Linked DNA regions of Homo sapiens: region 1 is linked to region 2. A link is a contact called in ENCODE Hi-C or POLR2A ChIA-PET data. All regions are on one chromosome and are shown on one strand. The core of a region is the stretch at or near the end of the contact, and the rest is flanking DNA. Distances in the headings are between cores, read along the strand shown.

Region 1 (3,017 bases), core at 323-2,822, 1.5 Mb before region 2:
TTTTGCATTTGAAAAGTGCTTTAAACTATTTGAGGCCTAACTCTTAGTTTATTACCAGTTTCTCCTGTAACCACATTTTAATGCAGCAGATCAAAGAGCCACCTGAAAATCCGTAGGAATTACATTTACTGGATGCAGAATGGAACCAGTTTAGCAGTAAATAGCCACAATGTTACACACACTTTTTTTTTTCACTGACTCATTTAAGCCTTACCACATTACATGAAGTAGATACTATTATTACCTTTGCACTGCAGATGAGAAAACTGAAGAAATGAGAGGTTATGTAACTTGTAACTTACCCAAGGTCATGCAAATAATCCGTGGTGAAAAGTTGGGCCTTAAACCATCCAGTGCAGCTCTTAAGGGTTATTTATTAACCTGTGCTGACTCTTTTCAAGAGATGTCATCCCCTTCAAACTAAGTCTAGAAATGGCTTTCATGTGCTCTGCCAACCTAAAAGCAATTTCATAGTTCTAACAAGCAAAAGCCTCCTCACACATGTTTTTTGAGTATTGACTACAAACATGATAAAAACTGTAAATTTTTGGGAGAAAGGGAACCATTAATAATGCAAGAATGACTTTGTGAACTGGCATTGTCTTGGACAAACCAGAATACGGTTACTCTAACCATGAGGGTTCTTTGAATGACCCACTCCCTTTGCATTAGTTCCCTGAGAATCCCTGCCTATACCTTACCAGTGAACTGCATCCTTCTTATACATCTCTTTCCTGAAGGAGCTATTTTTCCTAACATTAAGCCCATTTCTTACTATTTCCTGCTTCATTTTCTGATGGTTCTCTTCAATGATCAGACATGTCAGGTCAATTACTACAGTCTCTTTTCTGCACATCCAAACCCATGCCCTATTGAACATTCCCAAATTTCCTCCTCCTTCCCTTTCTGACTCCAGTGCTGACTAAATTAGACCAGTTTCCTGTATAATCCAGATGTTGCTTCATCCCTGGACTAATCATTTCTGTACCCATTTTTGCATCTACATTCCCACTACTTTCCTATTTACTCTCTCCCTGAGAAGTTCTATCAAATTTCAACAGCAACAGATAGCCATAGAACTCACCCAATCAAGAAATTAAAATTTGAGCATACAAAAACCACTTTCTGTCTAACTTGTTCTTGACAAAGAAAAAATAACAAGAATTTTAATGAGATTATTAATGTAATAAACAATTGTCATTTTAAAAGACAGAAGAAAATATATGTTTTTGCTTTCAAAATAATTTTGCTTTGTTTAAAGATGTTTTGAATAAGAAACTAGTGAGAATAAGCTATGTTGACTAACAAATTAGTCCAGTCAAGGCTAATGAGGTGGAGTAATTAACATTTACTGAGCATAAACTAATGCCAAGCTGTGTTTTTTAATGGGAAAAAAAAAACAGAGAAATCAGTAAATACGTCAATATGCAGGAAAAGGGAAATATGAAAAGACAGACAGCAGAATGTAGATTAAACACAATAAGTTCCTATTTGTGAGTCATGCCCAAATTCTCATTCATTGGGCAACTTATAAGAATTAACTGAGAAGAGAAACCACAGTTTTTTACTTTGGAGTTTGGCTTATTGTTAGAAATAATGAATGAGAGTCAGACACACTTCCAGAGTACCAAGACAACACTCAGAAGAGGAATAATACAGCTTCACCTTGATTTATAATGTGAAAAGATTCAACCTAGCTTTTGAAAGTCTACAGAATAGAGAGAAGCACAGGTAAAGAAGAAAACTGCCCTAATAAACAGTTCTAATAGAAAATGTTTCCTGACCCAGACTATGTCAGGGAAAACATGCAAAATATTTTCTTCTTCTTCTTTTTTTTTTTTTTTTTTTTTGAGACAGAGTCTCGGTCTGTCGCCCAGGCTGGAATACAGTGGAGCGATCTCGGCTCACTGCAAGCTCTGCCTCCAGGGTTCAAGCCATTCTCCTGCCTCAGCCTCCCGAGTAGCTGGGACTACAGGCATCTGCCACCACGCCCGGCTAATTTTTTGTATTTTTAGTAGAGACGGGGTTTCATTGTGTTAGCCAGGAGGGTCTCGATCTCCTCACCTCGTGATCTACCCGCCTCGGCCTCCCAAAGTGCTGGGATGACAGGCGTGAGCCACTGTGCCTGGCCAAATATTTTCTTCTTTATTAAGCATTGTCTTCTATGTTTGTTTCTACCCTTGCTGCCACATTCCTGCTTTCTTAAGAATGAGTTATCTAAGTCACAAACTAATATTTTAATAAACTTTGTTTTTCAGAAGACATGCCATTCTCAAGCTTCTACATTGGCTGAGGTTTTCAGATACTGATCTTATCTGCCAAAGTGCAGGAAAAGCATCATTTAGTGACAACTTACTCTAGCTGCTGACTCAGTATCTCTAGAATACAGGTAAAAATCTCAAAAATCTCAATCAGGACATGTCAGGGCATGGTGTTTTAGAGCTGTAGGGAATCTTAGGTAATCTGCTTTATGTAACTATTATGCAATACATGATACTGTCTACTTGCAATTTTTAGAAGTTGTTTTAAGAGGTTGAAAATTTTTTTCTGCCTTCTTATTCAGATGTCATTTTACCAGCCTGAAGAAGAATTTACTCTCTGATGAGAAATGCCACAATTGCCAGCAAAATTCACAGTGACTTGCATACAAGGTTATAACTATTAAAAAAAAAAAGAGTAAGGAGCTTTACAGCTTTCATGGATGAGGGTGCTTCTTGCTGCAATATAGTGTTTTCCCTCTGTTGATATGCTTTAAGCTATATGCATAGGCACTGTAGTGAGGACATAAAATATATGAACTATGAAACATTTTGAATATTGACATTTTCAATTATTTTTTAATACTCATAAAACCTTACTCCTGAATTTGCTGAAATGCAGGGCGGTCTACTTCAGTTCATTAGATACCTAGTGGGAGGATGTAATCACAAAGCTAGAAAAATGTGAAACACTCCAGGCTAGACATCTTAGGCTAATCATAATGTAGGAAAGTTCTTCAAGGATTTGAGCACACAGCA
Region 2 (3,201 bases), core at 629-3,128:
TCATAGACATTCATTTACTTATGAAAGTTAAGCAATTCCTTATTACAGCTTACAGCTAAGTGTTCTCATTGCAAATGGAATACTAAGAAAAAAAAAGGTAATCCATGCACAGGAGGCCTATTTCAGACAAATTCCTTCTTAAAACTGTAGTTCTAATGAATTAATGGTACTCGGTAGGAGGATGAATATACCTGTCTGTCCATTTGGAAGGTGAAAATCCAATAACTGAAAAAAGCCGTGATTTCTGCCTTATTTTTTTAGTTCCTTAATTAGCAATTGATTTTTTTTTCTAGTAAAAGAAAATGGACAGAAATCACCTAGAGGCATTAGTCTTATTACTGGACCCTTTTTATCACTCTGGAATGTCTTTACCACCTCATGTCATTTCAGAATTCAAACTCTTTGTTCCCGGAGGTAACACAGTAGAGAGCACTGCTTTTCAGACTGCAGATTTCCAGCAGTGACCTGTGAGAGGATCTTACGTAGTATACAGATTTGCTTTGGATTTTAATACTTATAAATTTATTTAAATGTAGAAATATGTTCAGAACACATTTCAAAGTATATTTTTAAAAATATATGCTACAAAAAATAATATAACAAGTACATCAAACCTGTAATTTCACAGATGTTATTTTTTAGGGCAAGGCTAATGTTTTCAACCAGTGCACCAGTTAAAGTCAATTTAATGAAAAATATTGAGTTAAAAAAAATGGTTTAGATAGGAAGCACATGAGGCTAAAATCATGAAATGGGTACACAAATGTCACAGTCCCTGAAAGTGGAACATGAAGGCATGTCATTGCCCACAGCACCTCAGGTCCTCTCTAGAAATGAGAGGGCTGGTCCAGAAATCCCTAAGAGCAATTCTAGCTCTGATGCCCCACCACTTGTTTTTTTTTAAATCTTGCTTGTTTTCTTCTTCATTCACAGGCTTATTTTCTGAATTTTAGGCCCATTCTGCCTTTGTTGGAACCCAAACGGGCCCTTGTTATCTCCCCCTCTTCATCATCACCAAGCATGTATGCCTTCATTCATTTACGCATGTAGTCATTTAGCCCTACGCCCTATGGAGAGCTTATGGACTAGGTAATGTGGGCATGCAAGAAAGCTACAGAGTTCTAGACCTCTGACTTCTGTGTAAAATGAATATATTTGTCTGTGTTTCACATTGAAGTTAAAGCCCTTGAATGAAAGGCCTGGACTTCTGCCATCATCTTGTCTTTGTAGATCTTGGACAAATAAGAGATATTCAATGGAAGACCCCTTCATTGATAAAATGCATTATCAAGGCTCACGTTACAAATTTAAAATGTGTGTTGCTGTAAATATAAGTGCATAATGTGTGAGAATGGAAAAAAGGGGGGTCTACATTTCCTAGCTAGAAATGTCTAATTCTTGGGTCGTTTTGAATACAAAGGGAAAAAATTAGTACTTTCGTGTTTTGGAGTAGTCGTTAATACATCTTTGGTCTGTTAGAAATCTTTATAAGTCTGAGTCATATGAGGAATTTTAACACTTGTCAGTTTTTTGAGCTTTTTGTAAACATCAGCTACATTGAGAGGTGCACCAAGTTTCAATAGTGCTTATTGCTTTTTCATATAATTAAACTCCAAACACATGGTTAAAGTATATGATTATTTTTCCTTGGGAATTTGTCCTTGAGAAACTTTGTTAAGATGTTTTAAAGCACTTGAGTGTGGTGAGTATAAATTGTCACAAACGTTTATGTGATGTCAATGGAGCTGTTTTATGCTTGCCAGTAATTCATAAGATTTTGCTATAGTGGTGAAAAGGATATAGCAGTGGTTTCCTGCTGGAGTTTCTATATAACAGTGAGAAAAGCATCAGAGGATGTAGTTGGTTGTGGTTGTTTGCTCATACCCTGCTGCTCTTTTCTTTTTTGTAAAAAACAGGAAGCTGAAATGTGTTCTTTACTTAGTTCAATTGATGTTTAATAAGGACTTATCTGTGTGCCAGTATGGGAGGATGTAAAAATGAGAAGATGCATCCCTGCCTTTAAAGACCATAAAATCTTCAGAAATTATGTAAAACATTAGGAATTTAAGTAAAAAGGTCGAAGTGCTTCATGGCAGTATTTATTTATTCTCAATGCACATACAGTATGATAAAAATTGATTAACTGAAATTGGTTTCAATTTTCTTTCTTAGAGGAGTTGGGTCTCATTTTGTCACCCAGGCTGGTCTTAAACTCCTGGGCTCAGCTGATTCTCCCACCTTTGCCTCCCAAAGTGCTGAGATTACAAATGTGAGCCACCATGCCCAGCCTGTTTTCAAAATTTTAATGTTTAGATTTCATCATGAGTGACATAACTTTCCAAGTGTCACATTAAAACAAATTTCGAAGAAGCAGCTAATTCACTCAAGTAGTCTTTAACTCATTATTATGCCGAAGTTCAAATTAATTGTTAGTTTTTCTGTATTCTCTGGTTATGGAGCAGACTCCCAATTCCTCGGCTTACCAGTTTTGAGAGGAATTGTGTAAAAGAGCATATTCCAAGTCCCTATCCCCAAAACAAGGGAGAATAAAATAACATACTTAGGCTCAGTACATTAGTACTATTTCTTTTGACAATATCATAAATTTTAAAAAAGAAAGGCATGCACTAAAGAATATTTGTAACCAAGTACATATTCTGAATAGAAAAGATTTAATGGAATCCCTATCACTTAGAAAAGCAGAACCACTATGGTAATATGGAATAATGGATTTATTTTCAGTTTTAGACCTTGAACAATTGTGGGAGCTTTGCAGTCGCTTTCACGTCACATCTGGTATGGAGCTAAAGTCATCATAGGTTAGCAGAGCTGGCAACTGGGAAGAAAACCTAGATTTGAAGTAGAGCTGAGCAAGGGAGAACCTGCAGGAGAAAATGAAACCCATAAAGATAAACTGGAACTTGTATTTGACTCATACTTCTCCAGCCTCAATGACCCTGACTTGAACAGCCCGAAAGGGACTGGCACTCTTCACTGCAAAGCCATTCGTGCACCTGGCCCAGAAACCAAAAGAGGAGATCTGTGGGGAGCCAAATGTCCGGCAGCCTGGCTGCTGCCTGCCATGGACAAGGTGATCTGGGAGGTCAGTGAGCTGCACTTGTTGACTACACTGACCTTCAGAGCAGAATGCTGCTGTTTCACTTTTACCTTCCAAAGGTCACACAAATTTCCTTTGTAGCC

What was found. A loop is a pair of places that touch in the nucleus more often than their neighbours do. ChIA-PET counts read pairs that join two places held with the same protein, here RNA polymerase II (POLR2A). Pooled maps may share reads with other maps.
Region 1: a loop to region 2 is called in a pooled map, with 4 times the contacts of the local background. The contact joins two enhancer-like sites. A Hi-C loop is called at or near these places in 1 of 37 single-sample maps with no recorded cell type and 2 of 50 pooled maps. POLR2A ChIA-PET finds 5 or more read pairs at or near these places in 1 of 52 experiments (activated T-cell).

Annotation. Positions count from the first base shown.
Region 1 is chr4:90,840,411-90,843,427 of GRCh38, reverse strand. The region is part of intron 8 of CCSER1 (coiled-coil serine rich protein 1); the gene reads right to left. Among named protein-coding and RNA genes, the nearest start is that of CCSER1, 710 kb to the right of the region's middle. Within about 2 kb of position 1,572, at least 2 of the 41 ENCODE cell types and tissues checked have a DNase peak (open chromatin) inside an H3K27ac peak, as active enhancers do.
Region 2 is chr4:89,293,353-89,296,553 of GRCh38, reverse strand. All of the region lies in intron 1 of GPRIN3 (GPRIN family member 3), which reads left to right. Among named protein-coding and RNA genes, the nearest start is that of GPRIN3, 13 kb to the left of the region's middle. Within about 2 kb of position 1,878, at least 5 of the 41 ENCODE cell types and tissues checked have a DNase peak (open chromatin) inside an H3K27ac peak, as active enhancers do.